Regions from separate parts of the Homo sapiens genome. Here regions 1, 3 and 4 are each linked to region 2. Evidence: chromatin loops called from intact Hi-C (ENCODE). Cell type or tissue: HCT116. All regions are shown on one strand. Links, peaks and the distances in the headings refer to the core of each region. The heading gives the core; the rest is flanking DNA. Region 1 overlaps OAT (ornithine aminotransferase). Region 2 has its middle 99 kb from the start of CHST15. Region 3 overlaps LHPP (phospholysine phosphohistidine inorganic pyrophosphate phosphatase). Region 4 has its middle 130 kb from the start of CHST15.

Region 1 (7,684 bases), core at 293-5,292, 410 kb after region 2:
ATACTGTCATTAATTGAATACATCAATGGACGAAATGTAATTCCTAAACTGCAATAGTTTCTTCCCCCCTCACAAAGATCTGTCCTCAGAGATTACATAATAATTGTATACCTTCAGCAGGCACTTAAAAAATCAGTCTGAAAACATTATAAATCCACACTTGAAAGAAGACTTGCTTGCTAAGCAAAAAGACGGGTCTGGTAGGTGGGTCACAGTTGAGAGTTCTATGAGGGCCAGCCAGGGCCGAAGAACTCAAAGCGCCAGGTGACTGTGAACTCAGGAAGCCCACGGAGGAAATCCAGTCTACTAGGCCAAGTTTAAATTACTTTTTGAGAATATCTTGTTCCTAAAATTTTTCCTCTATACTTCATGTTTTCTAATATTTGGCATTCTTATTGAATTTTTTATTATACCAGTGGGCCCAAATTAAAAATCACTTCAACATTGCTTTAAAGAATAGACACTGTGTGGCTGTATCAGTCTTTACCTCAAGGGCTGCGATGGCCACTCGGCAGCCTAGTGGATTGCCACCGTATGTGGACCCATGCTCCCCTGGCTTAATGGTCAGCATGATGTCATCATCACACAGCACTGCAGACACCTGAAAGACAGTCAATTCACCATGTCATTTCTCAGCACTAAGCATTCTACTAAGCATCCTTTTCCCCAGAGTCTCGCTGTCACCCAGGCTTGAGTGCAGTGGCGTGATCTCAGCTCACTGCAATCTCTGCCTCCTGGACTCAAGCAATTCTCCTGCCTCAGCCTCCCAAGTAGCTAGGATTACAGGTGCCCACCACCACACCACACATGTTATTTATTTATTTATTTATTTTGTAGTTTTAGTAGAGATATAGTTTCACCATGTTGGCCAGGCTGGTCTCGAACTCATGACCTCAGGTGATCTGCCTGCCTCGGCCTCCCAAAGTGCTGGGATTGCAGGCATAAGCCACCACACCCGGCCAAGAAACTGATACTTAATGACTTCAACGAAAGAGTTTACATCTGCCAACCTAACTACCAGTAACAACCTAATGACTTAGTCATACCCTAAAACATTACAAATACTTTAGGTACACTTCAATGGCACAAAACAATATAATTTTGCAACTAAAAGAGAAAAGCTATTTCTGCAATGATATAATTTCACAATCACTTCCAACGTCGAGATGAAATGCTTTGTTTAAATGCTTAAAAAACAAAGCTGAGCATTCTTTTTAGCAAAAGTTTTGTCTATTCAGCAAAAACATCTATACTTCAGAGACCTCTGATGTAGTAACAATTACTGGCTCTGAAAGGCAAACCCAAGACATGAACTACAACAAACATTAATTTTTCTCAGTCTCTTTGTTCACCAGTCATGGTTTTAAACAATTAGTAATATGCCATGTTTCTGAACACTGGAAAAAAGGACAGGAGTCTACAGGAGTCCTTTGGGGGTAAACTGTTTCCACCCAAATCCAATGTCATAGCAAATTCCAAGGCACACTCAATTCTTCAGGCAATAAGTAAGTGGGTCACACACTGGTCCCTTAAATGTTTTTATTACAGATATTCCGGGTGGCCTGCAGCACACTTGGTAAAATCAAACAATCTGAAAGCATTGTTGTCACAATCAGTTGATGTATAAATACTTTAGGGGTATATTTTACAAGAGTAGGAAATGGAAAGAGGGGGAACATGAAACTTACAGGGTATAAGCCCCCAGAAAGGGCCTTTCCAAGGAGGACTATATCAGGTCTGACATTTTCATAATCAACAGCCAGCCATCTACCAGTTCTGGCCAATCCTGTCTGTATTTCATCAGCAATAAAGAGAACCTATTGGGGAAAAAAAATACCCCTATTAGTGATCACTTTCGTTTCCACAGGGAAAATAGCCATCCTTATTTCACTGTCCCCCCACCAACAATAAATGTGTAATTCTGATGTGCCCTCAAATTTGTAAAAATGTTTTAACTGCACACAATTTCAAGAGTATCCTATAAGAATCTTGTAGACTCACCAACTATTTCCTTTGTCAGGCCACTATCTCCCTAGAGGCCCATTCTGCCCTGCTCTACATAGTGAAAAGGTGCTGATGCAAAGGTGAGGGTTTTGTATGGCTTTTCTGGACCTAACTACCCTCTGGGAACAAATTAATTCATTTGTTTATTCCACAAGCATTTAATATGTGACAGAAACTCTCAAATGGTAAACAAAATATACTACTATTAGCCCTGGGGGAAAGGAGGAGAGAATACAACAAAGGGCTTGCGGGGGCTCAGAGTGAAAGGCTCTTAGAGCAGCGAGGAAGGAAACGCTGTTAAGACCAGGTCTGCAGTTCTGCACAGGGCCCAGGACAAGGCCAGAGACAGGAAAAAGTCTGCTTCTGTGCAGGTTTCTAAGCACTAGGAAGTACTTAAGCTCTTAGAATGCCATCGCCCTCTAGTGGAAAGTAATTTAATCTTTGCATTTATCCAATCAGCAGAATTCAGAGAGGAGTTGGGGAGGAGCCCATTCAGCCTCATCACAAACAGCTAACTCGACATTCAGCCTTATCACAAACAGCTAACGTGACAACCTGGTGCCTGGTGCAGAGCTCTCGCACTCCCATTAGGTAACCTGGATCCGGAACAACAACGCCTGCTTCACCCTGAATTGGTTCTACCATGAACGCAGCCACATTTGGATCCTGAAGAGCACGCTACAGAAGAAACAGGAATAAGTTTTAATAACTTCCTTTCTACCACACTTGGAAATCTGAAAGCATATACCACACATATTTTACATTAAGTATGCAAATCAAGTTTTCGCACTAACGTAAATTCTGACTTCAAATTCACTGCCATTCAATTATCAGAAGCTCCAAATACCTCACCTTTAAGTTACACTAGCCTACATTTCCTTTTTTGCCTCATTCTGTTGCCCAGGCTGGAGTATAGCAGCACAAACATGGCCCACTAAAGTCTCGAACTCCTGGGCTCAAGGTGATCCTCCTGCCTCAGCCTGCCAAGTAGCTGCGCACCATGCCCAGCTAATTTTTTATTTATTTTCATTTTTTTTTTTTTGGAGATGGAGTCTCACTCTGTCACCCAGGCTGGAGTGCAGTGGCACGATCTTGGCTTACTGCAGCCTCTGCCTCCTGGGTTCCAGCAATTCTCCTGCCTCAGCCTCCCAAGTAGCTGGGATTACAGGCGCACAGCACCACGCCCAGCTAATTTTTTTTTGTATTTTTAGTAGAGACAGGGTTTCACCACTGTCTCTGGTTTCACTGTTGGCCAGGCTGGTCTCGACTCCTGACCTCAAGCAATCTGCCTGCCTCGGCCTCCCAAAGTGCTGCGATTACAGGCGTGAGTCACCGCGCCTGACCTTGATTTTTAAATTTTTTTGTAGAGACAGGCTCTCCCTATGCTGCCCAGGCTGGTCTTGAACTCCTGAACACAAAGTGCTCCTCCAGCCCTGGCCTCCCAAAGCACTGGGATTACAGGCATGTACCACCATGCCCAGCCTGTTTTCTAATACACAAATGTACCTAAATTAAATCTGGCTGGGCACAGTGGCTCATGCCTGTCACCCCAGCACCTTGGGAGGCCAAGGTGGGCAGATCACTTGAGGTCAAGTGTTCGAGACCAGCCTGGCCAACGTGGCGAAACCATGTCTCTAAAGAAAATAGAAAAGTTAGTTGGGTGTGGTGGTGTGTGCCTGTGGTTCCAGCTACTTGGGAGGCTGAGGCAGGAGGATCACTTGAACCCAGGAAGCGGAGTTTGCAGTGAGACGAGATTGTGCCACTGCGCTCCAGCCTAGGTGACAGAGTGAGACTCTGTCTCAAAAAAAGAAATTAATTACTTAAATTAAATCTAAAGTAAATAGCCTTTTAAAGCCAACTTAAGGCTTTCTTAAAAAGTCTTCCACTTCATAATTTTAAAAAGCTAGCTAAAAACAGAAATTTTACCTAGTAAGTAAGCAGGTATACCGAAGTTAACTGTTATGAAGGACACACATCTAAAGTAGTTGGCTGGCTGTACAGAGTAGATCACAGAACTCAGCTTTCTCTGTGTTGGAAACTAATTGATCGCTACTGAGAACAAGTCTGAAATCGTGGCTTAACTTAAGTGAGATAAATTTGCATTACTGTCATATAATGTACTTTTAATTCATATATTCAACAGCTTTAATTTCTATTCCCAATGAGCTGAGCACTATGATGCTAGTGAAATACCTCCAGTGCGGGCAGATCATTATAGGGAATGATGTCGAATCCCGGCATAAATGGTCCAAAACCATCGTAACTGGTTGGGTCTGTGGAACTGGAGATAGCAGACAACGTCCTACCCCAGAAGTTCCCAGCTACAAAGGGGAAACAAACAGTGATTATTTCAAAGAAACCCAAAATTCAATAAGCACTATCCCCGCAAAACACCACAAGAAGTTTGACTCAAAAAATAAATCAAGGGCTTGCTTTAGTGCACCTTCGGTGGGCTTTCAATTGTTAAAACAAAGTCTGATATTAAACACCATGGCTCCTATGACACAAGGCCACTAAGTCTGGCCTTGTAATTCCTATTTTAGGCATTTCTCTCTACTGAGCCTCTTGACTGGAATATATAGCCCCTGAAGATAGATAACTTACTTTTCTTTCAATAATCCCCAACCCAAAACCAAGCCCTAACAATTGAGGTCTTGAATGCATGTTTTCTAGAGAAGGTGCATTTATGATAGTGATATGAGAAAGAATATCCTTCATAGACAATTAGCGGTTTTCCTTTCAAAACTCCAATACTGCAGGCTAACAACAGAATGCATTTCCAATTTCATTTGGAGAAAAGATCCTCAAGCAATCCAAACACGTTTCCATTTTACCTTCCTTGATATTATAATCCTTTATGATGCTAAATGACAGACGTCTCCCTTTCTGCTGGAATATTTTTTATCCATTAATAAAGGTGACTGAGGATCTACTATGTCAGGCATTGTTTTAGATGTTGGGGAATAGACCAGGCACAGTGGCTCACTTATGTAATCCCTGCACTTTGGGAGGCCAAGGTGGGCAGATCGCCTGAGGTCAGGAGTTCAAGACCAGCCTGGCCAACATGGTGAAACCCCATCTCTACTAAAAATACAAAAATTAGCCAGGCATGGTAGTGCACACCTGTAGTCCCAGCTACTCAGCAGGCTAAGACACAAGAATCGCTTGAACCCAGGAAGCAGAGGTTGCTGTGAGCTGAGATCGCACCACTGCATTCCGGCCTGGGTGACAGAGCAAGACTGTCTCAAAAAATAAAAATAATAATAATAATAATAATAAAGATGTTGGGGAAGCCGGGTGCAGTGGCTCACGCCTGCAATCCCAGCACTTTGGGAGGCCGAGGCAGGCAGAACACATGAGGTCAGGAGTTCAAGACCAGCCTGGTTAACATGGCAAAACCCTGTCTCTACTAAAAATACAAAAATTAGCTGGGCGTGGTGGTGGGCGCCTGTAATCCCAGCTACACAGGAGGCTGAGGCAGGAGAATCACTTGAACCCTGGAGGCAGAGGTTACAGTGAGCCAGACTGCAGACTAGGTGACAAGAGTGAAACTCTGTCTCAAAAAAAAAAAAAAAAAAAGTTGGGAAATAGATCATGATCACAACTGGCAAGATCCCTATCCTCAGGGAGCTTCCTTTCTAGCAGGGAGAAAACACCTGACATAAACCAGTAAAGCAAGTGAGCTAGATAATTTCAGAGAGGATGACATTCAAGAAGGAAAGACACCATGTAAAATAACAGAGAGGTTGGGAGTTTGTGACATCATGTTTTTATCTTCTCACCACTTCTGCCAGCAGCAACTCCATTAATCAGTGCTGGATTATCGTATTTTGGCTTCATCTCGTTTCTAAATACTATTCTTGCAAAGCCTCTTTCACCAGCATCCCTTACCCACAAGTAATCTCTTCTTTCACTTGTCCACAAAAAATAGCACATTGATTTTGACTAGGTTTGTTTAAGAAGAAATGCACTGATTAGACCATAAGCCTATTTGCTCTCCCCTGCCTAGCCTCAGGAACCTCATCCTCAGTCACTTACCCTGCAGGTATAAGGGACTTACAGTTAGGGACAGTCTTCCTCTGTCTCTCCACCCCACTGACTCACCAGCTTCTTTCAATACTCAGGTGAAAACATCTTTGCACCCTTTGCTATTAAGAAAGAGACTGGACACAGTCTATAAGAATGAAAATCACCAGAAACACCATTTTTGTTTGCAAGAGACAGTTATGTTGTCCTACAACGAAAGCACAAGATTTTTAAATGGCAAGTTACAGAGTTTTGCTAAGATTTCTTCTTTGGGAATACCAATCTGTCCCCTCAAATACCAATCACCTCTGGCCTTCGGTTGAACTCTGGATTCTATTATGTTATGGGGTTTATCATTTAACTGCATGTGTTCACAAGGCAGAATATTTAATGATTTCAACTATCACAAGAATGAACTTTGACCATTATAGTGACAAATGTACACATACTTGTTTTTTAAAAAAATAAAGCTTAAAAAACAAGTCAGAACCTCTCATTTGAATATCATATAAAGAACCCAACAGTCAAACTACATCTTCTCAACTAATTGCTAGTCTCCCTAACCAAAATTCAAGTTATTCCTTTCATCCAGTCCCAGAAACCTAACAAGGGCAACTCCAAGCCTCCTCTTTTCAACAGCTTCTAAGTGGAACATGGCACAACAGGACCTCCAATATCAAGATTCAAACCACAGTCTATGTAGGCCATGGCCCCACACTAACTTCACCCAACCCCAGCACCCAACACAAACCCTCCACCAGTGAGACTATCTAATTAACTGGATAACTGCTATGAAAAAAATCTGACAGGCAAATGAGAGGAATATGGAGTTCAGAAAGAAAAATCTCATATATGAAGAAATAATCCCAAGAAGAGGAAATCCCTCATAAATTTTTATGAAACATTCAGCAAATACGTATCATGTACCAGGCAAAACATATTACAAGTATTTCATCAGCAAATTAAAACAGTAAATTTACACATATATATATGTTTTTTATATATAAAATATATAAGTGTGTGTGTGTGTGTGTGTGTGTGTGTGTGTGTATATATATATATATATATATATATATTTTTTTTTTTTTTTTTTAAATAGAGACAGGGTCTCCCTATGTTGCCCAGAAGGCTGGTCTTGAACTCCAGGGCTCAAAGACTCCTCCTGCCTTGGCCTCCCAAAATGCTAGGATTACAGGCATGAGCCACCATGCCTGGCCACAGTAAATTATATTGTATGTTTCAATCATAGAAGTTAATATTTAATTTCACATACCTGCAAAAACAATCTTTGCTTTGTATTTCTGAATGCCCTTCACGGTATAGCCCCACTTACGAGCTAGTTTACAGGCAGTCTCTCCAGCCTCCACTCCTATCAGGAGAGAAAAATGTTCAGATTTTTTTAAAATGTTAAACTATCAAAAAATAAAAAGATTATTTTTGAGGGTATTTAACAAAAAAAGGAAATGTTTTACCTGTATTCATAGGAAGAACTTTGTGGTAGTTGAAAAGTTTAGTAATATACTCCTCATATTCACCAAGTACGTTATTATAGAAAGCTCTAGATGTTAAGGTCAATTTGTCCACTTGACTCTTCAGAGCATTCACAATCTTGGGGTGACAATGCCCTTGGTTGACAGCACTGTAAGAACTCAGG
Region 2 (7,712 bases), core at 1,157-6,156:
TTCTCCTTGCAGAGTCTCATAGGAGTCCTCAGTGAAATGCAAGACAGCGCAGGTTCCTGACAGCATCTCTCCATCCAGGCCAAGGCAGACTGGCCGTCTCACAGCTGGATGGGGACACAGATCGAGTTCTGGCAACTGAAATGTGAGTGGACTTAAATGGGTCGCTTCTCAGCTAAGGCAATGGTAGTTCCCTCTTCTGGTGCATGGGCTGAGAGGGCCCCGTGTTCCAAGAGGCATAGCCACTGGTTGGTGAGGGGCTGTGATACGTGAACAAGCATGGGCTTGAGGGACTGGGGAAAGGGAGCGATTAAGAAGTGCAGGCCGGGCATGATGGCTCATGCCTGTAATCTCAGCACTTCGGGAGGCCAAGACGGGAGGATCACTTGAGGTCAGGAGTTTGAGACCAGCCTGACCAACATGGTGAAACCTCGTCCTACTAAAAATACAAAAATTAGCCGGGCGTTGTGGCACACGCCTGTAATCCCAGCTACTTGGGAGGCTGAGGCAGGAGAATCACTTGACTCCGAGAGGTGGAGGTTGCAGTGTGCCGAGATCAGCCATTTCACTCCAGCCTGGGCGACAGAGCGAGACTCCATCTCAAAAAAAAAAAAAAAAAAAAAAAAAAAAGAAGTGCAGCAATTAAGAATGAAGACATTGGGCGTCCGGGCGAGGCTCGGGGCGCGAGGATCGCGCAGCGCAGCGGGTTCGCCAGCCGGGGGGAGGGGCCGGGGCGGTGGCGGCGGCGGCGGAGGAGGCGGTGGCGGCGGGGGCCGGTACTGGACCCGGCGGGATGAGCGAGGTGGAGGCGGCAGCGGTGGCGACAGCGGTCCCCGCGGCGACGGTGCCCGCGACGGTGGCAGGGGTGGTAGCGGTGGTGGTACCGGTGCCCGCAGGGGAGCCGCAGAAAGCAGGCGGCGGGGCGGGCGGCTGCGGCGGGGACGCAGCCGCCTTGGACCCCGCTGCTGGGACCCCCTCGGCGCCGGGCCCCCGCACCCCTGGCAACCCGGCGACGGCGGCCTCGGGAACCCCCGCCCGGAGTCAGGCGGACAAGCCGGTGCTGGCAACCCGAGTCCTGCCTGGGCACTGCCAAACGGTTCAACGTCCGGAGTGGTTACGGATTCACCAACAGGAATGACGCCAAGGAAGATGTCTTCGTTCACTGGACAGCTGTTAAAAGAAACAACCCCAGGAAGTTTCTGCGCAGCGTTAGAGATGGGGAGACTGTGGAATTTGATGTCGTGGAAGGAGAGAAGGGCGCAGAAGCCACTAATGTAACTGGGCCCAGGGCGGCGGGGGTGCCCATGAAGGGCACCGTTATGCCCCCAACCGACGTAGGTTCCGCTGATTCATCCCCGGCCTCCCTCAGTTGCCCCACCACCCATGGTGGCAGAGATCCCCTCTCGGGGGACAGAACCTGGCGGCGAAGGGGAGCGGGCCGAAGACTCTGGGCAGCGGCCCAGACGATGGCGCCCCCCACCCTTCTACCTACGGCGGTTTGTGCGAGGCCCCCGGCCCCCCAACCAGCAGCAGCCTATAGAGGGCACTGATGGGGTAGAACCAAACAGACAGCCCCATTGGAGGGGCACCAACAGCAGGGAGATGAGTGGGTCCCCCCGCCCAGATTCCGGCCCAGGTACCTAAGGCCTTTACGCCCCAGGCCACCCCAGCAGCCTACCATGGAAGGTGGGGACAGTGATACCAAGCCCAGCCAAGGAAATTATTTTTTAAAAAAATTAAAAATAATAAATAATAAAAAAGAATGAAGACATTTATGCAGCCAACAAACATATGAAAAAAAGCTCATTATCACTGATCATTAGAGAAATGCAAATCAAAACCACAATGAGATACCATCTCATGCCAGTTAGAATGGCGATCATTAAAAAGTAAGGAAATAACAGATGCTGGCGAGGCTGTGGAGAAATAGGAACGCTTTTACACTGTTGGTGATAGTGTAAATTAGTTCAACCATTGTGGAAGATAGTGTGGTGATTCCTCAAGGATCTAGAACCAGAAATACCATTTGACCCAGCAATCCTATTACTGGGTATATACCCAAAGGATTATAAATCATTCTACTATAAAGACGTATGCACACATATGTTTACTGCAGCACTATTCACAATAGCAAAGACTTGGAACCAACCCAAATGCCCATCAATGATAGACTGGATAAAGAAAATGTGGCACATATACACCACAGAATTCTATGCGGCCGTAAAAAAGGATGAGTTCATGTCCTTTGCAGGGACATGGATGAAGCTGGAAGCCACCATTCTCAGCAAACTAACACAGGAACAGAAAACCAAACACAGCATGTTCTCACTCATAAGTGGGAGTTGAACAATGAGAACACATGGACACAGGGAGGGGAACATCACACACCGGGACCTGTTGGAGGGTGGGGTCTAGGGGAGGGACAGCATTAGTACAAATACCTAATGCATGCAGAGCTGAAAACCTAGATACCAGTTTGATAGGTGCAGCAAACCACCATGGCACATGTATACCTATGTGACAAACCTTCATGTTCTGCACATGTATCCCAGAACTTAAAGTAAAATTTAAAAAAAAAAAAAGTGCAGCCAAGCGTCACAGATTGGATCTTCTAAGTGTGTCTTTTAGGCAGAGCAGGGCATGTGGATTTATCTGCGTTATCTCGGCTTTTCATTGAGGCTGCGGACACTCCTAAGCCTGCACAGTAGCGGCTTATTATCCAGACCCTCTGTCCCTTGGAACCCCAACCCCAGCCCTAGCCCAGCCCAGTAAATCTCCTTCACTGCCGGAGGGGCGAGAGCAAATGGAGAGGAGGAGAGAGAAAGCAAGTAAAGGAGACGAGAGGGCAGAAAGGACTCAAAGGCAAAGTGGACAGGGGAGGGGAAGGTCAGGGCCAAGCAGGATGAGCACCTGGGTCCAAGATGGAAATCCCAGACCTCAGCGTGTTGAACTAAGGCTGGGAAGGTGCTCAGATAACACAGGGAGGCCCTGGGAATAGGGCCAGGGGTGTCGGAGCCCAGCGGCCCCTGGACCTGTTCCATCCTGTTCCATCTAGGAATAGAATGGTTCAGGGAACAGGGATAAGCAGAGCCTGCCTGCATAGGACTACGAGGACACAGACGCAAGGCTTAAGGAGAGAAGAGAGGCAGAGAGGAGACGGGAGAGGCCAGGGAAGACAGAATGCTGGGGAGAAGTGGAGAAGGCAGAGGCAGGCAATGGTGAAAAAGGATAGGACCCTGGTGTGTTTGCAGACAGGCCCCTGATCCTGCTCCAGGAACTCCCCATCACTATCACGCCCACTTCCAAGGCCTCCCTGGGGATAGTGGTGGCTCCTTCCGAGGCCCTCCTCAACCGTCCACAGTCCTAGGAGGGGGCTTGAGAACAAAGTACAGCTGGCTCAGGACAAGGTTTTGTAAGGGTTCAGAAGAGAGGGTTGGGAAGGGGCAACTGTCCCAGGGTGGAAGGACTAGGAGGGCAGAAGGGTGGGGAGGAGGTGTCTGCGCACCTACCACTTCCAGCGGAGCTGCTGGGCGGCGCTCCTGAGAAGGCCGTGGGAAAAGCCCACAGACGGAGGAGCAGCTGGGCGCACCTCTGGGGGCCGCCACATTCACTCCTTTCCCGCAACTGGGCTTCTTCAGAACTACGCTCTTGATTGGCTGAGCTGAGACCCAGTCTTTCACCCTCCAACGCCCTCATCCCGGGGTCCCCCTTGGTGTCAGGAGTTCCCTAGCCAGGTGAGAGGTGAGCCGCGAAGCCAGGGGAGTGTCCAGCCGGCAGCCTGTCTCCGGAAGGCCGGGAGGGAAAGGCTTCCTGGCTGCAGTGTCCACATCGGCCACCAGGGGGCAGCGCAGGGCTGCCTTTTAGCGCCTCCTGGTCTCCAGTGAGCTGGTCCGCAGAACCCCAGGGGCGTGGGGACGGGGCTGCCACTCCCGGACCCGCCCCCTTCCACACCCTTCCCGCAGCTCCTCTGCAAAACGCCTCAGGAATTCAATCAGCTTGGGGAAAGTGGCGAGTTTTCAAAAGGCAATAAAGAGGCAGATCTATAAGGGCCCCTTGAAATCCTCCGTATTCTCACCCCGTTCAGAGGCTGGGGAAACTGAGGCTCAGAGAGGTTAAATTGCTTGCTTAAGATCGTCCAGCTCTTTCTCTGGCCCCCCAGTTCGGTTCTCTCTCCAGACATCCACTGCCTCCGCATCAGGAACATCGCTCCACTGCTGCATATCTGGGGATAGGGATGGAGGAATCCGGGCAGCCATCATGGAGGAAGCAGCAGCACTTGAACTTGGCCTTGGGGTGGGGTAAGAGGCGGACTCAGTTGAACAATGTGGGGGTGGGCACTCCTGGTGGAGTCACCTCGTGGGCAAAGGCAGGAGGCAGAGGCCTGGGGTCCCGGGAGGCAAGTGGTTTCTTAGGAGAAGTAGGAAGATAGCGGGGATAGGAAGTGTACCCATATCCCGAGGTCCTTGCAGGCTGCCCAGGTCTCTGCCTTTAGAATTGCGGGGTGGCTCGGCCCAGGAATTTTCCTGAATTCCATTATGCTGAAAGCGCAGAGTATGGCAGGAGACCTCCTGATTATCTCATGTGGAGGTGGGAGTAAGCAAATAGTCTCCCCCGCCACTGGGGCACGAGCCAGCTGCCCCTCCGCGGCCGGGAGCCCAACCCTGGGGAAGAGAGCAGCCACGCCCCATTCCTCCACCGTGACTCGAACCTTCAGCTGCTGGAGCCCCTGGCCACCGGGGCCCCGTATTGACCTCAGAATTGGCCGCGTCTGGGGCGGCTCGAGGTTCCTGGGCTCTGAGCAAGCGTCAGCCTGTGAGGTGGAAGGGCCCAGGGCACAGCCGGTCCCATCTGCTCAACAGCGCCTGCGAAGAGCCCCATGGCCAGCAGCACACTCAGCTCGGCTCTGGCCTGCAGGGGGATGTGGGACAGGGAGGGGATGCAGTGAAGGCAGCGGTGGAGCCCAGGACGGAGTTTCTGTCCCTGGGAGTCTGGGCACACAGTGGGTCGCAGGGGAGGAGGAGGCCCTGCTGTCCTGGCATTGCTGTTGCTTCCACAACCTGAAGATGGCACCCAACCCTGACCTCAGCCCTCCCTACCTGCAGCAGCTCGGTCTGGCCTCCCAGCCCCAGACCATGTCTGAAGTCATTGAGTCCACACGGTTCCACCGCCTCCTTGGAAACCCTTTTCAGAGACTCAGAGTTGAGAAGCTGAAGCTGGGACTCGAGCTCTGGGGACCAGCAGACCTGAGATCAAGGACCAGCTCTTCTCCTTACTAGCTGAGGGGACTGAGCCCCAATTCTCCCACCTTTATAATGGCGGAACCAGAATAAAGATAAAACCTCCTCCTGGGGTTGCAGTGAGGATCTAATGAGACACGAGGAGACGCCCCAGCACAGGGCGTGGCACTCACCCTGTGTTCAATCATAGCTGGCCCTGTTATGACCGTTTTCATCCCCTTTACCATGGATGGCCTCTCATCTGGCCATTGCAGGTGACAGGTGTGTCCATGTCCCCTAGACATCCTGGGCGTGCTCAGCTCTCCTGGCTTTCAGCCGTTTGGCAAAACACCCTCCAGCTGATCTTGTATTTACCACAAGTCAATTGTGTTTGCCCCCGAGCCTTTTTCATGCCAGCTGTTCTTGATATTATGAAGGCACAGGTTAATTAAATATCATATAAGCTAGCAAGTTTTCAAACTAGTTGGGTTTGTTTGTTTGTTTTCAGAGGTGGGGTCTTGCTCTGTCCCCCAGGCTGGAGTGCAGTGGCATGATCACAGCTCACTGCTGCTTCAAATTTTGGTGCTTAAGTGATCCTCCCACCTCGGCCTCCCAAGTAGCTGGGACCACAGGTGTGTGCCACCACATTCTGCTAATTTTTATTTATTTATTTATTTATTTACTTACTTACTTACTTACCTACTTTGTAGAGACAGGGTCTCACCATCTTGCCCAGGCTGGTCTCAAACTCCTGGGGTCAAGGGATCCTCCTGCCTCGGCCTCCTAAAATGCTGGGATTAAAGGTGTGAGCCACCATGCCCAGCCTCAAACTGTTTAAAGATTCCTTTATACTCTTAAAAATCATTGAAGATCCCAAACAGCTTTTGTTTCAGTGGCTTGCATTGATTGATATTGACTATCTTCAAAATTAAAGATGAGAGACTTTCAAAGCACAGAGACACACAAGCACGCATTCCGTCGGCTGTCAGAGGCCAGGGCTGGGGGCTGGGGGCTCTGAAAATCTTTATTTGTACCTTCTGGAGAAAATGAGAGCATCAAGGGCAAACAACATCTCAGTTTGACCGTGAAAAGAATTTGGACTTTGGATTCCCTGAAAGGGTCGCAAGTGGTCCCTGGGCCACTCTCGGAGAGCCACTGAGGGAAGCTGATGAAATATTAATGCAGAAAGGGAGCTGCTCCCTGAATGCTAGGCTGGAAGCTTTGGAAAGTCCCAGCACAGATGAGGGTAATGATTTGGGGAAAATAATCACACAAATAATGAAGGACTCTGCCTCGAGATTGCCTTGCAAGCGCCTTCCAGTTCTCATGTCCCTTTAGAAACACTGAAACCAGAAATCAGTGCTGATTCACTGCTCTGTGGTTTCTGCCACAGAGATGACCCAGAGCTCCAATCAGTGGGCTCATGCTCAGAGAAAAGGTTTTGGCTCCATACCAAAAGGCAGACAAATAGATGTGCTGTACTTCACATATTTGAAGTAAAAATAAAATGTTTAAGAAATGTCTATGTGGTTAAGTAGGACTTCCCCACCCATCTAACTTGCCCAGCTAACGCTGCAATTACGGATGTTGCAAGAACGTTGACTCGACCCAGCCTTCCCCTGCTACGGTAAATGTCCCTCACCCCTCCACCCTCAGGCTGGACACCAGCTCCAAGTCTAATCCTTGTCTTTGACCATTTGGGGCTTGACTTTGCCTTTGACCTTGCCTCCATTGCCTGCCACATCCTTCAGTTAGTGACAAGCACAAGATGGGTCAGATTTGGTGGGTTCCAACACTGGGTCCAGTACTAAGTGTGTGACCTTGGAGCAGTCACCTAACCTCCCTGAGCCCCAGCTTCCTTTTCTGTAAAATGGGAAGTTACACATAAGCATACATATACCCCAGCTCTGTGGGTGCCGTCAGTAGTGATGTCACCATCCCATTGGTACAGTGCCTTTGAGATGGCCCTTCAGCCGTGCTTCCTACTCCCAGCCCCTGTGATCACTCACTTGGACCATAGAAGCCTCAGCCTTAGTCCTTCCATTTCCAGGCACTTCTACCTGCTCCAAATTAATGACCTAAATCCCTGCGCTAACCAATAATTCCTCTGCTCAGAAAATGTCAGTGTGGGAAGCTCAATACACCACTAGTTCAACCAAAGGCATTTACCCTGAGACCCAAACCCTCTTTGACCTTGTGCCCACTTACCTGGGTGGCTTCACCTCCTACTGCTACAACAATCGTGCCTGAGGACCATTGCTGAGGTGACCTGCCCCCACCTCCAGGGTCCAGATGCCATGTGGAGGGTATTACATGCGTGAACCCTTATCGCCATAAGGGCCTGAGTCTGAGTGCATACCCATTCTGCAGATAAGAAAACAGAGGCTCAGTAGCATCAAACCCTCTGCCTAAGGTCACACAGAGGACAATGGCAGAGCCAGGATTGTAGTCCAGGTCTCCCTGACTCCAAAGCCCAGAATGTTCGTATACTCCTTTCCG
Region 3 (7,712 bases), core at 1,427-6,426, 540 kb after region 2:
AGTCCCCTGCCGCGTGCTAACCATGTAACCTTGGACGTGATCTCTTTGTGCTTTTTTTTTTTTGTTTTTTTCTTTTTGAGATGCGGTCTTGTTCTGTTTCCTAGGTGGGAGTGCAGTGGCACCATCATGGCCCACTGCAGCCTGGAACTCCTGGGCACAAGTGATTCTCCCGCCTCAGCCTCCCAAATAGCTGGGAAACAGGTTTATGCCACCACGCCCAACTAATTTTTAAATTTTTTATAAAGATGGAGTCTCCCTGTGTTGCCCAGCCTCCTGGGCTCAAGTGATCTCCCCGCCTTGGCCTCCCAAAGTGCTGGGATTACCCGGCTTGAGCATGATCTTTTTGCCTTGCTTGGCTCTGGGTTTCCTCATGTGTCAAGTGGGGCTGAGCCCCAGCTGTGTGGGCTGAACAGGGGAGGGTTAAGCTCGGCCCCTAGAGTGAGGGCCCGCCATGGTGGTGGCTCCCGTATGGCATATTTCCCTAACGGTTCCCATTTGGTCTGTCCTGCTAGACCAGGCTGGTGGGACGTACACTGACTCTGGGGTTCTGTCCACCCCGTGGGTGTGGTCCACCACATGGTCATGGTGGCTTTCTAGGGTAGACTTGACCTTCCCCACTGCCTTTATTTATTTATTTATTATTTTATTTTTTTTTGAAACGGAGTCTTGCTCTGTTGCCCAGGCTGGAGTGCAATGGTGCGATCTTGGCTCATTGCAACCTCCGCCTCCCGGGTTCAAGGGATTCTCCTGCCTCAGCCTTCCAAGTAGCTGGGAATACAGATGTCTGCCACCACACCCGGCTAATTTTTGTATTTCCACTAGAGACGGGGTTTCGCCATGTTGGCCAGGCTGGTCTTGAACTCCTGACCTCAGGTGATCTGCCCACCTCAGCCTCCTAAAGTGCTGGGATTAGAGGCGTGAGCCACAGTGCCTGGCCTTCCCCACTGCCTTTAAAATCTCTATGGTCCCCACTGCCCACGGGAGGAGGCCCAACCCTGTCCTCTGTTAGTCCCCTGGTCCCCGTAGATATTTACCAAGCACCTACTATGGCCAGGCGCTGTTGAGGATGTGGGGGATCGAGTGAATGTGGCAGGTGTCCCCTGCCCTCTAGGGCTGTTCTTCCTTCTAGGGAGGGAGGTTCAAGCCCCTCTCCTGATGCCCAGCTGGCCTCCCAGCGTCAGGGATCTCTGCTCTGTTGGTCCCCTGGAGTGGCCCTGGGGCCACCACATAACACTTTTGTAAGAATAAGAGTTATTTTTTATGGCACAATCGCCCCTGCCCTGGGTTTGTGAATTTGGGGGATTCTTTTTTTTTTTTTTTTTTTTTTTGAGACAGAGTCTTGCTCTGTCGCCCAGGCTGGAGTGCAGTGGTGTGATCTCGGCTCACTGTAAGCTCCGCCTCCCGGGTTCATGCCATTCTCCTGCCTCAGCCTCCTGAATAGCTGGGACTACAGGCACCCACCACTACCATGCCCAGCTAATTTTTTTGTATTTTTAGTAGAGACGGGGTTTCACTGTGTTAGCCAGGATGGTCTCAATCTCCTGACCTCGTGATCTGCCCACCTCGGCCTCCCAAAGTGCTGGGATTACAGGTGTTGGGGGATTCTTAAGGAAAACCACCTGAAAGTGCGGGGTTATTAAAAACAGAAACCAACCCATGCACCCACCACTCACGAGCAGCCCACACAGCTCCCACCTGACCAGGGCTCCCCCTTCTCATGGGTGAGTGAAAGTTGCTGAAAATAGGCCTCCTGGTGAGGAACCTCCCAGCCAGCCCTGTCAGTGGCACTGAGGCTGCTCTCCGACTGTGGCATCCCCCATGTCTGTCCTCATTACTGAGCAAAAATTTGTGCAGAGGAGTGCTCTACACTTTCCAAGGGTTTAATCCAGGAGCTGAGGGCCAGGGGCTCCATGACTGTAGACTCAACATCCTGGGCCACAGCCATCCGTGAGGGGGAGGACGAGGGGCCACGCCCTGCACTCTGTCCCAGCATCCCCTCTCCCTGGAGCCATGCAGAGATGGCCTCATTTCATCCCACACTCACATGCGGGTCCTAGACACCAGCTCATGCACATACACACACACACACACGCACACACACACACACACACATGCGCACATGCACCCACGCACTCTCTTTGCCTGTGGGAGGGCAGGATCCCAGCTGCCCCAGCGGGGAAGGGGTGTGGGGAATCAGCCCTGCAGATGCGGTGTGAGGGGCAGACATGGCATGCTGGTCTTTGGCAGTGTGGTCCCAAGTGGGGGCGGCTGGAGAGGTGCCTTGCCACAGGGCCCAGGCCACCCGCATGCATCCCATGAGGCCGTCCAAGCCCGTCTGCCCTGCATCAGAGAGGACACCCCAATGCGGGGAGGGAGGAACCTGGTGAAGCCAGGAGCGGTGGGCAGGGGCCAGCAAGGATCCCCAGGCCCCCAGGGCAGTGTGCATCCGGCCTTCTTGCATGCCCACCTGGCATCCTGCCTGCCGCCTCCTGCCTCCCGCCCCACCCCTCCTGCGTCCCAGCCTGGTGGACCTCTCAGGGTTCACTCTCATTTCCTCCTCCCCACGCCACCTGCTCGGGCCACAAGAGGGCGCCTTGCTGCCAGGGATGGGACAGGCCGGGCCTGCTGGAGCCAGGGCCGATGCACGCACAGCTACATACACTCACCCGGGCCCACGTGTGCTCACGAGGGGCCCCCATACCCACACGATCCCGCATCCACATGTGCGCACGCCAGGCCCCACAGGTTCTCAGGCCCAGGCCACACATCCACAGGTGCCCACTCTCATGCTGGCCTCATAGTGCATGCACACACACACACACACACACATATACATACACTCACGCCCAGACCCCCCCACGCCCCAGGCCACACATGTGGGCCTGCTCACACCCCACTCATTCCCTCCCAGATGCCGCACCACCCCCATGCCCTGTGTGCCCTCTGCCTCTCGGGGCCCTGGGGCCCCAGCTCCAAGAACCACGGGCTTGCTTTAGCCAGGCTTCCACAAGCCTGCCCATTCCTCAGGACACTGACCCTCTCCTCTGCCACCCTTCACGGGTGCAGACGATGAGCATGGAGAACACCACAGCGCACAGGGCCGAGGGCCACCATCAGAGTCTCCTGCAGCCCTGGATTCCCTGGGCCTGAAGCAGGCAGAGCGGCCAAGGTAGCCTCATCAGCCTCACCAGCCCGTCCTTCTTGTCTCCCTGGCACCTTGTCAGAGAGAGGCCTAAGAACACGCTCTGGGCATTGGGGGCCTCCCAGTGTTCCCTGCGAGTTTGGAGAGGCCAGGTCCCTGGGATGAGGACACGCCCACCCGCCAAGCTCCCCTCCTGCCAGTCCCACCTGGAGCCTTTATGCATGCTGTCTGCGCCCTTCACCTGTCCCACCACCTCTTCTTTGGCCTGCCTGGATCCTGCCATATCCTCAAGGCCTTCCCTGGTGATGGAATTCCAGAGTCCTCCCAATTGCAAGGGCCTGAGGGATCCGCTGCCCTCCAACCCCACACCCCGTCTCAAGGTCATGTGCTAATCCCGTGCAAGCTGGGGTGTGGGCTGGCTGCCATGTCAAGCTCGTTTCTGTTGTACCCAAAACACAGTCTCACCTCCAGAAGAATTACCTGGCACTCCCTGGAGTTCCCGCAGCCTTCTCATTTTCAAATAATTTTTCAGATTTCCAGAATAGAAAGAAATTCCATACACCCTTCTCCCAGAGACAGACCCCATTCAAGCTTTGCCAATCATTCCATGAACTCCTCTAGAGAGGGGAAGACCCAGTCCGGGGCCAGGCAGCTCTCTCTGGTCTCTCTGGACTCCGTCCTGGAGCACTTCCCTGTCCTCGCCTCAGTTCTCACAGATTGCCAGTTTTGAAGATTACGAGACAGTCATTTTGTGTGGTGTTTTCTCATGATACAACCCAAGTTACGCGTTTGGGGCTAGCATTGCTTAGAAGTGGTGCTGTGCTTGTTCTCATAGGCATGTAATGTTGGTTTGCCCAAATATTGCTGATGTTAACCTTGACCTCTTGTTTAATGGCAACCACATAATGTGTTTTTCCCCTTTGTGATTGATACGTATTTGTGGGGAGATGCTTTGAGGTGATGCGATGTCCCACTTTCATCTGCCAGTTTTAGTGTCCCTTAGTATTTCTTGTTTGAATGAATGATTTCTATGATGGTCGCCAAATAACTCCATCATTCTTCCTTGTATTTACTCCTGGTGTTTTACTTTAAGGAAAGATGTTCTCTTCTTTCCACTGATTGATGTATGCCAGTGTGGGCTCGTGGCTTCCTATGTAATTCAGTGGGTTATCGTCTGTTAACCGTCATCACTGGGATATTCAGATGGTCCCCGACGCAGGCACTGGCAGCCCCTTCAGGCTGGCCCTGTGACCTTTCGGCACATCCTCACCGTTCTTTGAGCCCTTCCTTGCATTTTGGCCCAAAAAGATGTTTCAGGTTCATTTGTTCAGTCTTTGCTTCAGCCCTGGAATCGGCCATTTCTCCAAGGAGCCCCAGTTCCTTCCAGTGGAGGGCACTGTTTAGAATCTCAGCCCAGGGCCCCAGGTGTGCTTGTGTTGTCTCTGGGCATTGCTGCTCAGGCCCTGGCGGTGGACAGAGGTAGGAAAGATGCGCATGGTATGCAGGTGTGACACACACATGCGTCCATGCTTACCCTACCCACCTGGACCTGCCCAAAAGCCCGAGCTCACAGCAGTGCCTCCGATTCCAGTCCAGCAGCACAGGGTTCCTTCTCACCTCATGCCTTTACACGTTCATGCCTTCCTTCCACAGCAGGGAGAAGCCTGGCTTCCTCATTCTCTCTCCATCTGCTTATCGCTCTATCCCATGTAGAGCCAAGTCCCTGACCTTGCCTGTGGTGGACACTCTGCGTTTGTTAAACTGAATAACAACAATCCTCCCTATTGGGAGAAACCTTTTCAGCTTCCCAGGCCATTTCTGCATTTGTGGTTCTCTTCCAAGCCTCTTGGGTAGGCATAGAAAGTCTTCTCTGTTTTCCAGGGAAGCTGCAGACTCACCCAGCATCACCCAGCTGGTAAGGGTGTAGCAGGACAGTGCCAGCATGTCTGTCCCAACTGTCCCTATGGCCCCTATGGAAGATTAGCTATGTGGTGGCAAAGTGTCCCGAGGAAGGGGCATTCTGGGATGTTCAGGTGCTCGACTGGGCTGGGACTTGTACTTTGGAAATGAGAAGAAGCCCAGGCTCAAATCTTTGCCCCACTGCTTGCTGGCAGGAAGACCACTGAGCCTCAGTTTTCTCATCTGTAAAATGGACTTATTTTGGACTTACTTCCCAGGTATCCTCAGCACCTTTATTACAGGAGCTCCATTAATACATGGCTGCAGGAGGTAGTTCAGGGAAGCAATGGGAGTGGAATGCTGGGTGCATCACGGCCTGGGGTTGTCAGCCTGGCCTCTGCAGGCATCTGAGATATTCCTGAGGGCAGATTCAGCCAGGCCAACACTTCTGGATAGAACCACAGGGCCATAAACTGAGACCATTGAGGGAGACTGCTTGGCTTGGAAAACTCGCCCAGGGACCATGTGCTCTGATTTGCAAAATGCACCCCCCAGAGCGGCTTCCTGCCTTCACTTTGTGCAGAGTTGGGGGCGGCAGGGGCGTGGGGGGTTGGATGGACCATGTCACCCAAAAGTTTGTGTCCTCGGATGGGGAGGGGAGAGCGTCTGCCCAAGCACAGCCTGGAGGCTTCCCTTACTTCCGATGACCTTGTGGCAGTCAGTGTCACCCGGACAGAGTGTGGCACGCCTTGGGGACCAGCCCCTCCCAGAAGGATAGGCGCTTGATTGGAAACGTTGACTTTTCATTTAAATAAGTAAAGGTCAAGGCCTACTGCATGGCGAGGAGGAGATGGCTCTTCCCTGCCTCTGTCCTCCCTTACCCCCGTGTGAGTGGACAAACCCCCCGTCCTCACCCAGGTGGCCCGCTTCTGCCACCCGCACTATATCCAAGACACAGCCCAGCTTTGCAGGCACTTGCCGTGTGCTCCGCAGTGTGCAGGGTGATGAGATGAACAAGACCATGTGGCCTGAAGGGTCCCACGCTGCAGAGGGCCCCAGCCCAGGGCCAGACCCCAAGTGTGTGCCTGGAGTGACTCAGGGGTGCGCGAGGAGGACTCAGTGGGATATGGAATGCAGGGGCTGAGGCATAGGGAGTGACACAGGGGCTCAGGGCTTTCCCATGAGTCGAGGCTCATTGGGTTGGCAGGGACCACATCTGCCCTGGTCGATGCCCTGCCCATGCAGGCTCTAACGGCAGAGTTTGGGGATTGGGGCGGGGGATGCAGGGGGCCTGGGGTGGGGAGCTTGGGGGCAGTGGGCCAGGCAAAGCAGAGCCCTTTGCTGTGTTGGAAACCCCTCAGAGGCCCTAGGCGTGATAAGTGAGTGTGACGCAGGAGAGTCTCTCTGCATGGGCCACCCACAATTGCAGAGAAGACGCCCTGCATGTCATAGGCTTGGCGGCCCATGCCGGGAATTTGGCATGGCCGTCTTTCCTCCGGTGCTGGGGAGCTCAGCAGCTGGAGGCAGATGCTGGATTGTCTTTCTCTACCGCAGCAGGGCAGGTAGCTTGTCTTTTAGTTTGTTTTGTTAGTCTCCTGTATCTGTGACTCTGCAGAGAGCCAACGGCAGGAAGAGGGCAGCACCGGCACGTCGGAGGCCGAGGACGGCTTAGACGGGAGGTCCGGAGGCTCTCAGCCTGACCAGCCCTGGCCTAGGGCCGGGGAAAGGCCTGGGCTTTGGGGTCAAGGGCAGGGGATGAGATCTCAGACCCACGACCTAACCATTGACCTGCCTGGGCCACTTCACCCCTGCATGCTTCCTTCCCTGTCTGTAAAAGCGGATCACGTGAGGGGCCTTGCAGGAAGCTCTGAGGCCCAGTGAGGCCCCCGGGAGACAGGCGAGACCGCTGTGAGCGCCCGTCCTTCCCGCCCGGTGCCTGGCAGGTTCCTATGCGCTCTCGGGGCTTCGGGCTGGGGCCCTGCTGCGGCGAGGGGGGTGCTCCCCAGGCTGGCGCTGTCGGTGGTGTGGCTTTGGCTGACACGAGGTGGAGAGGATCTTGTTGACCTGACCGTATAAAGTAGCAGTGAGGCCTTACAAGTAGTTCTAGGCCTGGAAAGGAAAGGGAAAGAAAGAGCAATGGAATCTGGTATTTTCTCAGGTGTCCTGGACTCCATCTGAAAGATTTCGCCATGGGAAACATTCCTTCCTGGGTCCTCGGCGCCTATTGTTACAGCACGCAGGCACCCGGGCTGTGGCCTAGGGGTGAAACCTCTCTCGATTGTGTGGCCATAGGTGGTTACTTAACTTCTCTGTGCCTCAGCGTTGCCACTGTGTGTGGCGATAGCAACATGTCTTCTTCCTAAGGTTGTTGGGAAAACACTGATCGCAACAGTGACAGATGCAGGACCCACTCCACCAGAAATTGTTCCATGAGCTTGTTTACCCACCAGACGCCTGTATGAGAGAGAACTGACATCGTCCTCACTTTGCAGAGAGGTTAAGTAACTTGCCTAAGGTCACACAGCCTTTGAACCCTGGGAGTCGAACTCCGTCATCTATGCTCTGAACCACTCTGCCACATGTGGTGGTTACTGTCAGTTCCATTTGTTTCCACACAGCTTTAAGTTAGTCCTGTGGTTTGCTTTTATTTTATTTTTAAGACATGGTCTTG
Region 4 (7,712 bases), core at 954-5,953, 220 kb after region 2:
TTTATTAAGGACCAGTTCGCACTGTAAGACATTAATCCTTCCCTTTTTAAATTCATTCCTTACCTGACTTCCCTAATAAAGATAAAGTGTTCACTTCCTTGGGTACTTAATCTATGTCAGACCCTAGGGTAAGCATTTTACATATTTCTTCCCCAAAGCCTCATGGCGAGCCCTGTGGATTTGCTGCCTGGAAGGCATCCACAACCGCCTTCCCTGGCCTTCCTCTGCTAAAGACTCTAAGGGGTCCATTGTCCAGATGTTGTTGAAATTGGGGTGATCATCCATCATGATTCTGGCCAAGAAGATGTAAGCCAAAGGCCCTAGGGAAGTCCCCCCTCCTTCCTGAGCAGAGTTGCTTATTCTTCTTTCTAACTGGAACATAGATGAGATGCTGGAAGTAGAGCAGTCATTTTGAGGCCATGAGGCAGCATGAGGACAGACCCAACATGCTAAAAATGGTGGACGGGGAAAAGACAGAAGGAGTCTGAGCCCTGTGGGGAAGACCTGATGGGCCATTGCAAGAACCCCAGACCTGCTGCTCTGGATTTCTCGCTAGGTGAATGTTTTAAAATAAACTTCACACCTATGCCAGCTGAGTGTTCTGTTACCCCTAGTGAAAAGCAGTTTTTGTTTTTGTTTTTTTGGGTTTTTTTTCTTTTTTTTTTTTTGAGATGGAGTCTCTCTCTGTCACCCAGTGGAGTGCAGTGACATGATCCCAGCTTACGGCAATCTCCACCTTCCGCGCTCAAGTGATTCTTCGACCTCAGCCTCCCAAGCAGCCGGGACTGAGGCACACGCCACCACACTCGGCTAATTTTTGTATTTTTAGTAGAGATGGGGTTTCGCCATGTTGGCCAAGCTGATCTCAAACTCCCGGCCTCAAGTGATCCACTTGCCTCGGCCTCCCAAAGTGCTGGGATTACAGGCGTGAGCCACCAAGCCCATGTGAAAAGCATTTCTAACCAATACATTCCCACTCTCTAGATGCGGCAAGTCAAATCGGTGGGGTGACTGCTGAAGGCCACCTGGGAGCGAGCGGTAGGACTAGGATTCACTGTGACTGTGCACTTCTTGTCACTCGGTCCTCCCTGCCATCATCCAGTGCCCCAGCAAGGAATCACATGCATACAATTTGCAAGTGTTTTTGATTGTCACATATCTCGAATGCATTAACTCAGAAACAAGGCTCGAACAATCCATGTATATAACTGACAGCTATAATTAAAGCTATTGATAATATTAATCTTAATAATAGCTAACCTATCTCATTTAACCTGACAACAACCCTATGAGGTCATTGCTTCTCACCAGGGGAAACTGAGGCACAGAGTGGGTAAGTAACTTTCCCAAGATCTCACAGCCAGTGAATAAGCCGAGTTTCAAACCCAGGCTGCCTGGCCCCGAGGCCCCCATGCTAACCACTGCCAGTGTGGGCAGGAGCAGATCTCAATAGCTTATGGTGCACGGCTCCCTTTGAATGTCCCAGATGAAACCACCTGCCCCGCCACCCCTCCCCAGGATGCCCAGGGTTCTATCTGTCCCCCTACACTCCTGCCAGCGAGGCACAGAGGCAGGAAGGGTGCAGAGGCTGCTGGACCATCTTTGGTCCCTTGCTGGGCTCTTTTCCTGAGGCTGACAGGCGGCCTTCTCATTTTGTTTGCCCTTCCCTTATTCATCCTGAGCAAGCCTGTTTGCCAGACTGACTTCTCCAAAGTTGGGACCACAACAAGAACAGACAACACATTGATGCAAAGTCTACAGAGGTTTTATTTCACTCCAAAACAGAAAAACCAGAGTCCCCTTCCCTCTCTCTTGTTCTTTCTCTCCTCTTCCCTCCCCCTTCCATTGCATCTTTAATATGCTATCCCATTGCATCTTTAAAAAGCTACTTCTGCAGGGCCACCCATTTATGCGACCTGGAGCTGGGAGGGCACTGGCCACCATCTGATCCAAGTTCCTCTTGGCGGCCATGAGCCACGTGACCTCAGACGAGTCGCCTCCTGCCTCACTTTCCTCAACAAGAAACTTCTTTCCATGAAACAGAAAACAAATAGATCGAAAAGCCAGCAGGGAAGGGTCCGAGGGAAGCCAAAGGGGAAGTGCAGCCAGGAAAACACAGCCAACTCCCCACCCGCAGCAAGTTGCTGGATTCAGAGTGTCAGCCAGGGTCCCTTTCCAATCTCACAGTTGAAGAGCGAGCAGTCCAGGAACCAGTCAGGCACTGCCCTCTGTCACCACTGACTGTGGACCTCTCATTGGGGAGCAAGTGGTGCCGCGCTCATCAGCACAGACTCGCAGCCATGCTGCCCACGTTCAGACACTTAGCACTTCCTCTCGTAGCTGAGATGCCTCGGCCCATGGTGCTGCCTCTCTGCCTCAGTTGCCCCTTCTGTGAAATGAGAATCCAAACAGTACCTGTCCCTGCAGGTTGGGAGGACCCATGGAGAGGACACATGTAAATGCATTTGAACGCTGATATGCACACAAACGTTCCCAACAGATGGTTAGTATTTGTGTTGGTTTTAGTGGAGGATCTTTGAGATATAGGCACTGCTTACAATCTTATCAGGGGAAGGAAACAGGAACACTCTCAATGCTAACAAGAGGAAGAAGGGAGAAATCGCCATGCCCACTTTGTAAAGATGGAAGCTGGGACTCAGAGAGGTTGAGTTGCCCAAGGTCACACAGCTAACAACACAACTGCGACTCAGACCACGTCTTCTGACTTGGGTACCCTGTTCACACTCACTTGGACAGAGCTGAGCACCAGGGCCCAGGGCTTCTGGCTGCCTCTGAGAGAACCACCCAGGTCCTAAGGACTCAGCCCAAAGCTCAAGGAAAGATGACAGGTTTTCCAGGAACCTCACAGTGGAGTTCTCTGCCCCACACTGGTCCCTTCTAGAGCTCCTAGGTTGGTCTTAGTGAAGGTGGCTCAAGGTGGCTTCAATGGTCTCATCACTCTCAGAGGACAGTCAAGGAGGTAATGATGTGAGATTGGCCCCTGAGAGGGGAAAGCTCTGAGTTCCTACTCTAGAAGCCCTAGCCTCCTCCCCTCCCTGGTATGTTTTGGCAACTTGGGAAACAGATGTGGGTTATGCAACCTCTGCCATCCCCACAGCCTGTTCTCTATAACATAACAGGTGCCCTTTGTGGTAGAGGAACACTTCTGACACAAGGTTCCAACTCTGCTGCCTGAGGATATGGAATGAGACAGCTGACCTGCATCAGGTCAGGGCTGATCCAGGGGAAGCAGACTGGAGCCGTGAGGAGTGACAGCCTTCAACAGTGGCATGTCCTACCCCAGCTGTGTTTCTGCCACCCTCCTCTATCCATGAGAAAGCACCATCATTTATGCCTGTCTGCAGCCAGGGCAATTTTTCAAGCTTTACTCTTTTTGTTTTATTACAATAGAATTTTCTTGGATTTCCAAATATAAGATCATGTTTCAGTGTTAACTGACTGGTTCATGGAACACCTGTCCCAGCTCCCTGACTCCCAGGTCCCAACACACATTTGAGCTGCACATCGCCACCCAGAGGCTAACTCGCTGCCATGAGCAGGTGGCCCAGAATGTGATGCGGCCCCCACAGACCTGTGCAATGCTGCATGGAATGCCGGAGGGCCAGGGGCAGGCTCAGCCTTGCTGAGGAGCCCACACTGTTTCTAATACATGTCTCAGCCAGAACCAGCGCCCAGCATGCCACAGAAGGCGCCTTTCTGAACTCGTAAAAAACAGTCTGACATGCGCTGGCTGAAGGCGCCAAAAGAAATGGGTGCCAGCCCATTTCCGAGGATTTGGCTTCCAATATGCATCCGAGACACAGACACAGCATGTGGAGTGGTGTCTGAGCACCACGCCAGGCCCACAGGGAGCCAGGAAGCGCCCACCCCACAGGGCTGCCTACCTGCCACCCACCACTGCAGCGGGCTTGCAGACTGCATGGTCAGCCTGCTTCTCCCCGCATTCTGACCCCTCTCAGCTTCCTTGACTCAAGGATTCTTCCTCTGGGGGCCAATCTCACATCTCTACCTCCTTGACTGACCTCTGAGAGCAATGAGACCATCCAAGCCACGTTGAGCCTCCTTTCCCAGGACCAACGTTCAGAATCGAACGGTAAGGAGCTAGCAGTGTCCACTGCGATCGGGGGCAATGCGCTATGCCAGCGTGAGCTCTGCTGTCCTCACAACAGTCACAATCACCAGTTGTGATTGCACCTGTTTTCAGAAATGCCAACTGAAGCTTAGTGAGATTTCAGAAGTCTGTCCCGAATGCCCCCCGCACCAGCCCCAGCACGCCGTCTTGAACATGGGGAGCATGCAATAGACATCTGAGGAAGGAATGTCAAGTGGACCCCTGGTGTGTCTACCCCGAGCAGAAGCAGCTGCAAGAAGAGGAGAAGGGGGTCTTCCCAGACATGCAGGGACATCAGAACAACATGTGAGCCAGGCAGGTGCCACAGCCCTGAGAGCATAGAGCTGGGGGATATTCAGGAGGAGGTGTTTGGTTGCAAATGAAAAAAACCCAAATCAGTTACCTCGGCCAAAAAGGGGGGCCCTTCATAAGCTACTATAAAGGGCGGCCTAGGGAGTGCATCCCAGGCACTGCTGGATCCAGGGTCTGAAGTGACTGATGCCCGGAGCCACCCTTCTGTCTGTTGATGCCTCATTCTCTGCTCCTTGACCCTCCTACGGGGACAGGCTCTGTTCCTGTACCAGGAACTTGCTGGCCTGTGGGCCCTTAGTCTCATCTTCCATCCCACGTACCTAGTCACAACACACCGCCCCATTGGTGCCGGCTAGTATGCCCTGAACCAGAACAGGGGGAGGAGGGCAGTCTTTGACCAGGATGGTGCCATGCGATGATCCTGTGGCCAAGTGGGCACTTTGACCTTTGCTCCCTCCTCCTGCATCCTTCCAGTCAGTGGCCACCCAATTTCTGCCCAGGGACCCTTCTGTCCTCCTCCCTGTCCCCCTCTGGGACGCCTGCTCCTTCTCTCTGCCCCTCCTCCACTCTTTCTCCCCCGCCATCTCCCTGCCTTACAGAAATTGCTATTTCCTTATGCATCAACTCAAACAACACCAATTATGACTTCACCCAGGAAAACAGTACTGGATGGAACCCGTGGCCGCTCGTGATGGTAGAAGCTGCGATTAGTAGTTTGATATGGACGAAAAGTGATTTAAGAAGCAAATCTCTGCTGTAAGATTCTAAATGCAAAAAAAAAAAAAATTGATCCCTATGAAAATAATTTCAGCAAAATGGAAATGGAAACATCAGGAATGGCTTAACTGCGCTGTATAGAAAATTGATAGAGGGATTACATCAGCTTAATGGGGTCCCCGCTGGAATTCTGATACTTTCTAGATGAAAACTCATCACTGTTGGGTAATTCTGGTTAAAATGCTGACATTCAAAATGACTTTGGGGTCAAAATATCCACAGAAGCAAAAGAGTTAGGTCAAATGTCCCAATCTCTGACCAAGGAGTTAAGGTTTTATACTTAGTAGCCCCAACAGAAGTAGGGGATGAGATGAAGCAGTGTCCCTAAAGACAAAGTGGAGGAGGTGGGAATAATTCCAGAAAAACAGTGGAGAGAAGGAGCTGGATTACAGACACAAATGCTGAGCTTCCCGCCTGACTCCCTGCTGAGGCATGGGTGCCTCTCGGTCCCTGCAGGCTCGATCCCTGCAGATCTCTGCAGATCGTATCCATGATGGGGAAGGCCCCCTTCCGCCCTCTGCCAGCCCTGCACCCAGCTTCTGCAGCCCAGGGGCTCCCACCTACCACGTGGTGGCCTGAAGCCCCCACCAAAGTCCCAGCAGCCTCATGCCAAACTGACTTCTGTGAGTCCCAAACACAAACAGAAAGCAAAAGTGCTTAGCAAGTGCTATTTTTTCTAAATGACATTTATTGTTTTTGTTTTTCTAACCACAATATAGTGTAGTCTGAGGCAGAAGCTTTGGAAGAGGCAGAAAAGAGAAGGAAAAGTATCCACTCCAGCCCCCTGCTCATGGAGGAGCGCCGCTGACCACGTGGAGCCTGGCACCTGCGCATCTGGAAGGAAGGGCAGGCCCCGGAACCTGCGGTCATAATCGTGCCTGTGGGAGAGCCCAGCCAAGGAGAGGGCTCCCTTCCAGCTCCTTGCCAGGACACACAGCCCTAAGTGTGTCCTGGGCTGCTCAGAGCTGCCATTCCCACCTGTGACGTAGGGGCCACATGCTGGCTTCAGGAGGGCGGTGAAGACCTGGGGCTGCGGAGACGAATGGAGCCCCCCACAGTGGTTCTCCAGCATAACCTTCTGAGCTTCATTCTCCCCATGGGGAAAATCAGAGTAACCATCCCACAGGGCTGCTGGGAGGTGAAATGAGCGATTTCCAGGCCTGTGTTTGTGTCCTCCTGGCAAGCACCCTATCAGGCCAGGATGCTTGTCATTTCCACTTTACAGATAAAGGAAATGAGGCCGGGGGCATAAGTTATCCCTGACCAAGACCTCACGGCTAGGAAGTAATAGGACTGGGACTCACACCTCAGCTTGTGAGAGCCTGGAGCTCTCTTAACCATGTGGCTACCCAGTGGGAGGGAGAGGAGGAGGCTTCCCTCACTGAGGAGAGAGGAACCACATGGCCCTATCACCAACCAAGTCACTCTCTGGGGACCATGGCATTCCCTCTCGAGGAGCCCCCAAAGTCAGCAGCGCTTCATTCATCCTTCCATACATTCTAACTTCCAAGTCTCCAGAAAGAACGAGATGAGTCATTTCTGACCAGGGAAACCTAACAGTTAAAAAGGGGCCTGTTTCTCTTCCAGTTTCCAGGTGCGAGGGTCAGAGGATGTGGTCAGAAAGGACTTTTTTAAAAAGTATTCTACGTGTCACTGGTTACCGCACACTGCCAGGGCTGCACGTTGAGTCGGATGTCCACACCTACATGGTCCCCTAGGACTCCTCCCAAAACACAAGGGGCCCCTGGGCCCCTGGCCAGAGCCCCCCGTCGCCCAGCCCCTCACTCCCCAGGCTGCACAAACATTTGTCTTTCCAAATCAGGAAGCTGCCCTCCGCCGCCTTTCAGAAGCAAAGTAAAAACAGCTGCTATTTTTGAAAGGGTATTTTTGTAAAACAATCTCTGGTTTCCTTCAGGAATTTCAACCCCAGAGCCCCCTTGGTGATGTGGTTTCTGTAGGAGTGAACATACATCCGACCGCGCAGGCAGGGGGACTGCCGCTCGCTGTCCCCTCCACCTCTCCGCCGAGGCATGCCCGGTGTCCAGCAACCCTCACAGCCCCAGTCATCCACTCAAGTCCATTTTCACCAGCATCTCTTAGCCCCTGCTTTCTGTCAGAAGATGCAGGGACTCCAAGATACAGAGAAGTGGGTCTCTGCCCCTCAGGGGCTCACAGCCCAGGACAGACACACAGATCAGCATCTGCGATGCACCGCGGTCTCTTGTATATTTCATGCAGCCTCTCACGCCTTGTCTGTCGGGGTCCCTGCACACTGGGCACCACAACCAAGCCTTGAGGAGGAGTTGGCCCAGTTCCAGCAGCCCTCAGGCTGCTCACAGTCCAGTGGGGAGGCCTGAGCGTAGGGCCAGGTGGCCCAGGGAAGGGGGGGATTCACAGATTCACCCTGTGTAGGGCCCAAAGGGAAGCCTCATGGGGTCAGGGTATTTGCATGAATGGACGCAGCTGAGTTCACCAGGCGTCCAGGCAAGGA

The links. A loop is a pair of places that touch in the nucleus more often than their neighbours do. Peaks named below come from ENCODE experiments on the same cell type or tissue, not always from the same donor. Only the 100,000 strongest peaks of a DNase experiment are listed, where the experiment ranks them.
Region 1: it touches region 2 in a loop (5-fold over the local background); 25 of 110 quality-filtered maps call a loop at or near these places.
Region 3: it touches region 2 in a loop (11-fold over the local background); 5 of 110 quality-filtered maps call a loop at or near these places.
Region 4: a loop joins it to region 2, with 7 times the contacts of the local background. A loop is called at or near these places in 7 of 110 quality-filtered maps.

What each region holds. Positions count from the first base shown.
Region 1 is chr10:124,401,239-124,408,922 of GRCh38, forward strand. OAT (ornithine aminotransferase) reads right to left here. Exons shown (of 10, transcript NM_000274.4): 3 at 7,503-7,684; 4 at 7,304-7,399; 5 at 4,198-4,325; 6 at 2,560-2,682; 7 at 1,689-1,817; 8 at 488-601. Among named protein-coding and RNA genes, the nearest start is that of OAT, 14 kb to the right of the region's middle. RefSeq lists enhancers at 2,222-2,765, 2,302-2,596 and a silencer at 2,302-2,596. In HCT116, for the core only: a CTCF peak has its summit at 2,411 (motif pointing left); a DNase peak (open chromatin) is centred at 2,423; H3K27ac peaks cover 231 bases.
Region 2 is chr10:123,990,958-123,998,669 of GRCh38, forward strand. It overlaps the pseudogene YBX2P1. Among named protein-coding and RNA genes, the nearest start is that of CHST15, 99 kb to the right of the region's middle. RefSeq lists enhancers at 3,648-4,210, 4,211-4,773. In HCT116, for the core only: CTCF peaks have their summits at 3,828 (motif pointing right) and 5,027 (motif pointing right); DNase peaks (open chromatin) are centred at 3,834, 4,364 and 5,054; H3K4me3 peaks cover 2,201 bases; H3K27ac peaks cover 1,646 bases.
Region 3 is chr10:124,527,722-124,535,433 of GRCh38, forward strand. All of the region lies in intron 6 of LHPP (phospholysine phosphohistidine inorganic pyrophosphate phosphatase), which reads left to right. Among named protein-coding and RNA genes, the nearest start is that of LHPP, 70 kb to the left of the region's middle. RefSeq lists enhancers at 465-634, 5,372-5,905, 5,906-6,438, a cis regulatory region at 550 and a silencer at 2,376-2,495. In HCT116, for the core only: CTCF peaks have their summits at 2,589 (motif pointing right), 4,541 (motif pointing right) and 4,757; DNase peaks (open chromatin) are centred at 2,570 and 4,580.
Region 4 is chr10:124,214,966-124,222,677 of GRCh38, forward strand. No RefSeq gene overlaps it. Among named protein-coding and RNA genes, the nearest start is that of CHST15, 130 kb to the left of the region's middle. RefSeq lists enhancers at 6,518-6,617, 6,628-6,807. In HCT116, for the core only: a CTCF peak has its summit at 3,546 (motif pointing left); a DNase peak (open chromatin) is centred at 3,496; H3K27me3 peaks cover 1,209 bases.